2 separate regions of the Homo sapiens genome follow, and region 1 is linked to region 2. The links are chromatin contacts, found by Hi-C or POLR2A ChIA-PET in ENCODE. All regions are on one chromosome and are shown on one strand. Each heading gives the region's core, a stretch centred on a gene start or an enhancer-like site at or near the end of the contact. The rest is flanking DNA. Distances are from core to core; before and after follow the strand shown.

What was found. Hi-C counts contacts between places; a loop is a spot of excess contacts on that map. ChIA-PET counts read pairs that join two places held with the same protein, here RNA polymerase II (POLR2A). Pooled maps may share reads with other maps.
Region 1: a loop to region 2 is called in a pooled map, with 9 times the contacts of the local background. The contact joins the promoter of PXMP4 here to the promoter of TM9SF4 in region 2. A Hi-C loop is called at or near these places in 6 of 50 pooled maps. POLR2A ChIA-PET finds 5 or more read pairs at or near these places in 3 of 52 experiments (H1, RWPE1 and naive thymus-derived CD8-positive, alpha-beta T cell).

What each region holds. Positions count from the first base shown.
Region 1 is chr20:33,717,027-33,721,956 of GRCh38, reverse strand. PXMP4 (peroxisomal membrane protein 4) reads left to right here and starts at 1,647. Exons shown (of 4, transcript NM_007238.5): 1 at 1,647-1,862. The coding sequence starts at 1,750. RefSeq lists an enhancer at 2,051-2,100.
Region 2 is chr20:32,107,084-32,112,198 of GRCh38, reverse strand. TM9SF4 (transmembrane 9 superfamily member 4) reads right to left here and starts at 2,485. Exons shown (of 18, transcript NM_014742.4): 1 at 2,444-2,485. The coding sequence starts at 2,458. RefSeq lists enhancers at 1,479-2,221, 2,385-2,564, 2,222-2,966, 1,969-3,168.

The sequences.
Region 1 (4,930 bases), core at 398-2,897, 1.6 Mb before region 2:
CACAGCCACCACTCAGTGTGTAGCTGTTATTCAGTGACAACTCCACATAGTGACATCATATGTTAATGTCACCCATCAATGCTCTCAGAGATGACAACCCAAAACTATGTGTTGCTTAAACAAGCAAGTGTTGAGTACCCACCATGTGCCTAGTGTTGGGGTTACAGCAGAAAACAAGACAAATAAGATTTCTTCCTTCATAGAATTTACAGTTTGATAAGGGCAATGGACAATGAACACATAGTAAACAAGTCTAAAGTGTCAAAAGTTCTATAAAAAAAAAAAACACATAAGAACCAGGGTGGCCGGGCACGATGGCTCACATTTGTAATTCCAGCACTTTGGGAGGCCGAGGCGGGCGGATCACAAGGTCGGGAGTTTGGACTAGCCTGGCCAATATGGTGAAACCCCGTCTTTACTAAAAATACAAAAATTAGCCGGGCGTGGTGGCATGCACCTGTAGTCCTAGCTCCTCAGGAGGCTGAGGCAGAAGAATCCCTTGAACCTGGGAGGCAGAAGTTGAAGTGAGCTGAGATCACACTACTGCGCTCCAGCCTGGGTGATAGATCCGAGACTCAGTCTAAAAAAAAAAAAAAAAAAAAAAGAGCCAGGGTAATGAGTCAGAGTGGACAGTGCTACTTCAAATTGGATGTCTCAGAAAGTCTCTCTGATGAAGTGGCATTTGAGCTGAAACCTGAAGGATGAGAAGAAGCCCATCATGGGAAGAGCCCAGGATGGCGAATATCAAGCAGGGAACCAGCAAGTGCAAAGGCCCTGAGGTAGAAGGGTTCTTGGCCCAAGGAACAGAAAGGAGGCTGTTTGGCTGGGAAGCAGTGAGGTGGCAAGTGCTGGAACGTGGGGTCAGAGGGAGAGGCACGGACCAGATCACAGGAGGTCTTCTCTCTTGGGCCTTGGGGAGGAGTTTGGATTCTAAGAATAAGTGGACGCCGGCTGGGTTCACGCCTGTAATCCCAGCACTTTGGAAGGCCGAGGCAGGTGGATCACCTGAGGTCAGGAGAGCAGCCTGGCCAACATGGTGAAACCCCGTCTCTACTAAAAATACAAAAAAATTTGCCAGGCATGGTGGTGGGTGCCTGTAGTCCCAGCTACTCAGGAGGCTGAGGCAGGAGAACTGCTTGAACCCTGGGGGGTGGAGGTTGCAGTGAGCCGAGATCGCGCCACTGCACTCCAGCCTGGGTGACAGAGCGAGGCTGCATCTCAAAACATACATACGTACATGGAAGCCATTGAGGGGCCATGTGACTGACACTCTGGGAAGATCGCTATGGTAAAGGATATCCCAGTCAGAACTATCTCGCATAAAGATGGGGCCCTGCTCCTCCCTGTATCATCACCTGTCGCCCATCCCATCTCTAAGCAGGGCCACTCCTCATTCAGGAGCCCTCCTTCCAAGTACACGCCTCCTTCCAAACCCACTCGTGAACCCAACATGGCCCAAGGGAAAGTGCCTTCTGATTGGACAAATCGTGTGTGACCTTGGGCGGAGCCCACTGTGATTGGCTACAAGCTTTCCTTTCTCTTCCAGTCAGACAACTATTTCGATGAGTGCTATTGTCCCATGAGACAAGTACGCTCTCTGATTGGTCTTCCATGCATGAGTGACGCAGAAACAGCCTATAGACGCCACGAGTCGGCGGCGCTACCGAGGGGCTGTGGGCGCGCAGCTGGAACCTCCGGCTGTCAGTGCGCTTACAGTTCCTAACCCCGACCCTGCGCGCAGCCCGCACTATGGCAGCCCCGCCGCAGCTAAGGGCTCTGCTCGTAGTCGTCAACGCACTGCTGCGCAAGCGCCGCTACCACGCTGCGTTGGCCGTGCTTAAGGGCTTCCGGAACGGGGCTGTGTGAGTGGGGCCGTCGGGCCGGGCTGGGGCTGAGGGATGTCCTGCCTGGGGTCAGAGGCGCGAGTTCGAAGTCCGATGCCGCGGTGCTGTTTGCCCTGGAGCAGTCCTCGTGTGTCTCTAAGTCTCGGAGGTCACCATCTGTGCAATGGGAGCTGGATTTTGGCTTGCGCGCCTTCCCAGCTCTGAACTGGGGCTCCCACTGCACATTTTCTGGGTCTTCCAACCTTTGCAGCCTGGCCCTCTTGCTTTGACTCCTCCCATGCCAGCTTCTGTATCCCCTCATTTGGGTTCAGTTCACCTCACCTCTCTGTGTGCCTTTGGGCCTCAACGGCCCCATCTGCACAATGGGGAACTGGACTCTGGCCTCTAGCTGGCAGGCGGATGCCTCCTGTCTATTCTGTCCCCATGAAGCTTGCCCATGGGCTTGCATCCTGCTTCTCACTTCTCACCTGTAGGACTCCAGCGCTAAGTCCCGTTCGGCTCAGGGGGCTCCTGGGACGTGACAATGAATGTAAAAGAAGCTGCAACTATCCTGGCATCTTACCTGCAAGAGAGGTCTTGGGGTCATTGCCCTGGCTGGTGCCTAGAGGGGAGCTCAGTCTCCTTTAAACCTAGTGCATAACAGCCACCATTTATTGAGGGCCTACAGTGCCAGAACCGGGGACAAAGCAGAGAACAAACCAGAGAAAGTGGTTTGTGTCCCCCAGAATTGGCATCCTAGTGGCAACGTGGGATGGTGGGAAGGATGTGGATGCCTTGGCTTGAACCCTGGCCCCACCTACCCGTGTGATCTGGAGGAAGTCATTTAGCCTCTCTAAGCCTCAATATCTGTAAAATGGGCATGGTACTAGTACTTATACTATCAGGATTGAGTCAATATGTGTGAAATGCTTAGCACAGGCTGGCCACGGTGGCTCACACCTGTAATCCTAGCACTTTGGGAGGCCGAGGCAGGCGGATTATCTGAGGTCAGGAGTTCGAGACTAGCCTGGCCAACATGGCAAAACCCCGTTTCTACCAAAAATACAAAAATTAGCCGGGTGTAGTGTCACATGCCTGTAGTCCCGGCTACATGGGAGGCTGAGGCAGGAGAACCGCTTGAACCCAGGAGGTGGAGGTTGCAGTGAGCTGAGATTGTGCCACTGCACTCCAGCCTGGGTGACAGAGTGAAACTCCATCTCAAAAGGAAAAAAAAGAAAGTTTCATGAGGCCATAACTTTATCTATTTTGTTCCTTGGTGTATTACTAGCACCTGGTATTTAGTAGTTTCTGAAATATTTATTGAATGAATGAATAAGTGTGCAAGATCAGAATTGCCATTGTCCCCATTTTCCAGATGAAAAGGCTGTAGCTCAGAGGTAGACCCATTGCTCGTGGCCACAGCACTTGGTCACGGTTGGAGCCGGGATTCAAACCCAAGGATGCCTGGCACCAGTGCCAGGCTCTTGGCTCCCATGGACACTCAAGAGTCAGGTAGAACTGGTTCCCACTGGGTCTGGCCAAGGGCATATCCTTGATGTGCCCTGAGATAACATCAGTAACCCTTTTGCCAAGTTTTTTTTTTTTTTTTTTTTTTTTTTTTTTGAGATGGAGTGTCGCTCTGTTGCCCAGGCTGGAGTGCAGTGGCGCAATCTCGGCTCACTGCAAGCTCCGTCTCCCAGGTTCACACCATTCTCCTGCCTCAGCCTCCTGAGTAGCTGGGACTACAGGCACCCACCACCACGCCCGGCTAATTTTTTTGTATTTTTAGTAGAGACAGGGTTTCACCGTGTTAGCCAGGATGGGCTCGATCTCCTGACCTCGTGATCGGCCTGTCTCGGCCTCCCATTGTGCTGGGATTACAGGCGTGAGCCACCACACCCAGCCTTGGACACAGGTTTGATTCCAGTCTTTTGTTTTTTCAAACAAGCCTGCAGTGAACATTCATGTATATTTGGGGAGACAATAGTATGTGGCTCATGACCATTGTCTCAAGGAGGCTGTCAGGATTTTTAGACCTTGTAGCCTGGTAAGACCAGGGTTGGGTACCTGGAGAACTTAGGGATAGGGGTAGGGGTGGAGGTGTCCAATAAAGAAGAGTAAGAAAAGAAGAGACACTAATATTGATTGACCTAGGAACTTTTATATGTGCGTAACTGCCAAAAGCCATTCTGTAAAATGGAGAATACCTTTTGTTGATGGGAAAAGGGAGGTTCAGAGAGGTTAACTAATTTATCCAAGCTCACATAGCAAAACATGGCAGGGCTTTGGCCCAAATACCACTGTCTTTCTACTATTCATCTGAGTATAGTTAAAACAATGAAAGTAAACATGGTCTTGTTCACGTCATTCCTAGATCCCTAAATGAGGAGGGGAAAGGAAGGGTGGGGGAAGAGGTTTGAATCTTAAAAAGAGGCAATTATGTAACAATTATGTAACATTTAAAATATTTAATAATTTTTTTTTTTTTTTTTTTGAGACGGAGTCTCGCTCTGTCGCCCAGGCTGGAGTGCAGTGGCGCGATCTCGGCTCACTGCAAGCTCCGCCTCCCGGGTTCACGCCATTCTCCTGCCTCAGCCTCCCAAGTAGCTGGGACTACAGGCGCCCGCCACTACGCCCGGCTAATTTTTTGTATTTTTAGTAGAGACGGGGTTTCACCGTTTTAGCCGGGATGGTCTCAATCTCCTGACCTCGTGATCCGCCCGCCTCGGCCTCCCAAAGTGCTGGGATTACAGGCGTGAGCCACCGCGCCCGGCCTAAAATATTTAATAATTTTAAAAGCAGTACTTAATCATAGATAATTCTGGAAGTCTAGAAAAGTTTAAAAAGCAAGCAAAAATAAATTATATCTATTATATATTCCTCCAGTGCAGTGGGCATTGCTAATAACAGTGGCATATTTCCTTCCAGTTTTTTATTTTATTTTATTTTTGTTTTTGAGACAGAGTCTTAGTCTGCTGCCCAGGCTGGAGTACAGTGGCACGATCTTAACTCGCTGCAGCCTCTGCCTCCTGGGTTCAAGAGATTCTCCTGCCTCAGCCTCCCGAGTAGCTGGGATTACAGGTGCCTGCCACCACACCCAGCTAATT
Region 2 (5,115 bases), core at 1,236-3,735:
AGCTCAAGCGATCTCCCAGCTTTGGTCTCCCAGAGTGCTGGGATTACAGGTGTGAGTCACTGTGCTGGGCAAAAATCACTGTCCCTTCCACTGTGCTTAGACTAAAATCCAAACTCCTTTCCACAGCCTCTGTGCCAACTGAGAACAAGCTGGCTCCCTTCAAGTACTGTCCTGAAGGGGATGGGAAGGGGAAGCAGCCTAATACAACACTATTTCAAAATGCAATCCACAGACAACAAAATGTAGACCGCAGTCCTTCCCATTTCCAGGCATGCTTCTCAAAACAGTTGCTCTTGCTTCCCTCCAGTTTCATCTTGTATCATTCTCTCCTACCCCAACCCTCATCATGCTTCGGCCCCTCCAGCCTTCTGTGTGTTCCTCAAAAACACCAAGCTCCCTTCCACATCGGCCCCTTACACTTGCCATTTCCTTTGCTTGGAACATTCTTTGCATGGCTGGTTCCTTCTTGTTAATTATGTTTTAACTCAAGTCACCTCCTCTGAGAAGACTTCTTTCTGACCACTCAATCCAAAGTAGTTGTGTCACCCAGTCACCCCTAATCACTATCACTTCATTTTGCTGTCCTCACAGCATCTACTGGTGACATTATTTTGTTCACGTATTTACTTGTTCACTGCCTGTCTCCTCAAACCAGAAAGGCTCCACAAGTGTAGGGACCTTGACCCTGTAATTCACAACTACATCCCTAGTTCCTGGAACAGAATTGGTACTCAAATATTTGTTGACTAAATAGATGTGTACCACATATATGTATTGCTAGCTTATAACCTCTTAAAAATCTCTGAACAAGGCAGGGATTTCCCAGTGCAGTGCCGTAAATACCACTTTACTCAATGTTTTCCTTATAGCAAGAGAGGGTGTGATTTCCTTTTAAGTTCTTACACTATCTCTGTTCTGAATGTGGTACCAGAATATATATACATATATGTAGGTTTCAACATACTACTTTGAGGATTTGCCCCACTCGTGGTTCAGCCTGAAGTCTGAAACCACAGAAACCAGGTAAGGCCATGAAATCTTTTTACCTGACCTCTGAAGTTCTAAATAAGGAATCCCTCATTAAACAAAGGTAAGTTCTCAGTCAGCTAAGAGAAGGAGGGAAAATTGCTACCAGTCAATAATATATCCCTGTTTGGAGAAAACCAACACCAAATTATTTAAGCCAGAATCTTCCTTTGCTAAAGTCAAATGTCATTTCCTTTTCTCTGAGTCTTCCTTGTCATTCACTCCCCGGACGAAATTATCTGCTGAGGAGGCAGTATGCAGGAAGACCCAGGAAATCATTCTGGACTAAGTGACTTCAATTTTAGTTCTGGTCTCTTGACAAGCAGAATTTGAACTAAACTTTTAGAAAAAGGGCCAGTCCTTCAAAGATTTACTTCCAAGGTTCTGCACCAGGAGCCCGCAAGCTCTGACCCAACTTCCAAGCATGGCTATTTTACCTCCACCCTCATCCACACACAGACTTCATCCCAACATATAGCTTCATAATAAAGAGCCTTCATCCCTAACGAGCTGTGTGGCCATGTTGGGGAATGGGAAGGAGAGCAGTGAGGTGGGGCTATTAGTGTTTTTCAAAACGTAGTTCACAGACCACCTCCACTATATAATCACTAGAGTGCTTATAAAAGGGCAGATTCCTGGGCATCACCTAGCCCTATGGAATTAGAATCTCTGGGAGTGGGGCTGCTCAGGAAACTGCATTTTTAGCATGCCTCCCCCTACACACCTCGAGATTCTTATGCACAGTAAAGTTTGAGAACCAACAGGGTAAAAGGTCCCTAAGAGAGGGGCAGGGAGTTGACTGAGAGAAGACAGGAAGGGCAGGGAAGCCTCTAGGGATGAAAGATGGGGGTGGGGTAGGTGAAGGCAAGCTCTGGGGTAGCGGCAGTCAAGGGGGTGCGCGATGGGGACAGCTATGAGTGTAAGTGAGGACAGGGCTCTGAAAAGGATCTGAGGCAGCGCTTGGGCTGGGAGGGTGGTCAGAGGAGAGGTCACATCTGCGGACTGGTTATGATGGTGGGGAGGCGGGGAGAGCAGGGTCTGGACGTGACGGGGAGGAGCAAGGATGAGAATAACGGGAGGGGGTCTTCAGAGGGGTCAGGACAGGGAGGTGAGAAATGGAAAATGGGGCTCACAGTGGGCGGAGACCAAAAGTAGAATGGGAACCGGCGAAGGCAGCAGCCGAGGTCTTCCTCCGAAACGGCGCCTCCCCCAAAACTCGGGGCCTTCACAAGCCTGAGTGCAGGGGCAGGGCCAGGGAGGTGGATTTCGGGGAAGACAAGCCCAGTCAGAGGTAGCCCTCAGGCCTGAGTCAGGGGTCCCGGAGGTGGCTCAGGGCCAGGCATGGGGTGCTGGAAGATCCTGGGATACCCCGGAGGGCCCCGCTCCAGCTCCCGCTCCCGGAGTCTCCTTCACTCACCATCGCCGTCGCCATCTTGGATCCACGTGTCGCCGTAATGACGTCAGCGGAAGTGGTGCTCCCTGGTTACGGAGTTTAACTCCACAAGGTGGTCGTCTGGCTTCAACCGCTCCTGTAGTGGCGGTCAGCAGAGGGGAAAAGGAGTCTTAGCTCCTGCTCGACAGTCTGGTCTGGGAAAGTAAGGTCGCTGATTAGGTGAAGAGAGAGAACGGTGTAACTAAGGAAGCCATATTAGCTCCTGGCAGAAACTGAGCCTCCCTTATTCCCGCTGCATTGTGGGTAATGGGGGTGTGCGAAAGTGCGCTCGTGCTCTCAGCGCCATCTTTACTACTGGCAGGAAGACCCATTGCCAGGGTTACCTGAGACCTTGATTTGAGGGAAAGGGTGGGCACTGGGGCTCCAAGAGCAGTACGACTCCAAGAATAATTTGTAATTATATATTTAAGTATTTGTTTGATTTTAAGTATTTGTTTGACTATCCTATATCCTCTTTAGTAGACTGTAATCCCCATGAGGGTGGACCCTGTTTTTTTGTTTGTTCGTTTTTTACCTTGCTCTTCCTCATTCCCATCTGTGAAATGGGAAGGGGGTTGGTTCATCATAGGCTTGTGATGAGGATTCAGTGACACAGTATTACATAGGATGTATTCAATAAATAATTGTCAGTATATGTTTATGTATACTCCTTTGGGCTTGTGGTAGATGCCCAATACATTATTTTTTAAATGAACGAGTGAAAACCAGCATATTCAGTGGAGGGAGATATCTCTGAATGTGGACGTCATGCACTAGCTTAGTGTGTGACTCCAGACAAGTCACGCAATCTTCCTAAGCCTCAGTTTCCAAATCTGTGAAAAAGAGACTCAAAGAATCATGGTATTAAGGTTGGGAAAGAACTCAAAGTTCATTTGACCCATGTATATCACTTTAAACTGAATACAGTACCAGTGCTATCTTAGACTGTTTTAAAAAAGCTATTAAAAGAATAATAATGATTAATAATAATCATCAGCACTTGCCGAGCATTTTGTGTGCTGCAGCACTTAGCATTATGCTAACAGTTCATTAGACTCTTTTTATCTAATTCTAGGGGGCAAGGGACAGTTGAACTCTGATCCCCACCTATGGGCACCACTGTGGTGGATTTTCTGCAAAGATGGCTGCCACGTAGTTCTGTCCGTCCTTGCATGATGAGCATACGGTTTCTCTCCTCAAGAGATAGACTCTGTTTTACCTCCTGTTGAATCTGGCTGGTCATGTTGGTTGCTTTGACCAATAGGATGTGCTACAAGTGATTCTGCCAGTACTGAGCCTAGGCCTTAAGAGGATTGAAAACGTCTGATTCTACCTTCTTGGTTATAAAGAAGTGTAGCTACTCTGCTGGAAAGGCACCTGGAGAGAGAGGGAGGCCCAGCCAACTCCTCAAGACATTCTAGAAACTACAGCTAAGCACTATAATATGTAACTGAAGTCATCTTGGACATTCCAACCCCCACTGAGCTACTAGCTGAATGCAGCTACATGAATAACCTCATGAACACCATGTGGACCAAAAGAACTGCCCAGCTAAGCCCAGCTTTAGAGTGGGGTGGTTTATTATAGATCATTTCAGTAATAGATCATTGAAACACACACCCATTAACTCTTGTGACCTGCACAACCATCCTGAAGATTGGCAGATTGGCTATTAACCCCAAGGAGGAGGAAGCTTGAGAGACTAGGGGGAATTTGCTGCAGTCTCATAGTTTCCAGACTTGGAACCAGTTTTCCTAGAGCTTCGATCCTGAGTGTTTCCCACCATTTCTAGCTGCCTGAAGAAAGATAACTGATAAGGAGCAAAGCTCCATAAATGGCCTATTATTTTTTAGTATTTCCATTTTTTTTCTCATGCTTTGTATTTTTCCCTAAAGGCCTTTCATATCCCAATCTCTTTTGGTGACATATGCCAGAATCCTAGAACTAGACTGCCTGGGTTCAGAACGCATTTCCACCACTCATTAGCTCCATAACATGGGCAAGTTTCTCTTTTTTTTCTGAAAAAAATTTTTTTTGAGATGGAGTCTCACTCTGTTGCCGAGGCTGGAGTGCAGTGGCGCAATCTCAGTTCACTGTAACCTCTGACTCCCGGATTCGAACAATTATCTTGCCTCAGCCTCCTGAGTAGCTGGGATTACAGGTGCATGCCACCAAGCCCGGCTGAGTTTTTGTATTTTTAGTAGAGATGGGGTTTCGCCATGTTGGCCAGGTTGGTCTAGAACTCCTGACCTCGAGTGATCTGCCTGCCTTGGCCTCCCAAAGGGCTGGGATTACAGGTGTGAGCCACTGGACCCGGCCTAAATATTTTTCATTGTTGTAAAATATGCATAACTAAATATTGACTATTTTAATCATTTTTAAGTGCACAAATCAGTGAAATCAACTACATTCACAAAGTTGTCAATCATTACCGTCATCCGTCTCCAGAACATTTTCGTCATCCCTAAAAATGAATATCCACATGCAAAAGAATGAAATTGGACCTTTATCTCACACTATATACAAAATCAATTCAAAATGGATTAAAGACTTATAGGGCCAGAAACTGTAAAGCTACTAGATGAAGACATAGGGAAAACTTGACATTGGCTTGGGCAATGATTTTTTGGATATGACACCAAAAGCACAGGAAACGA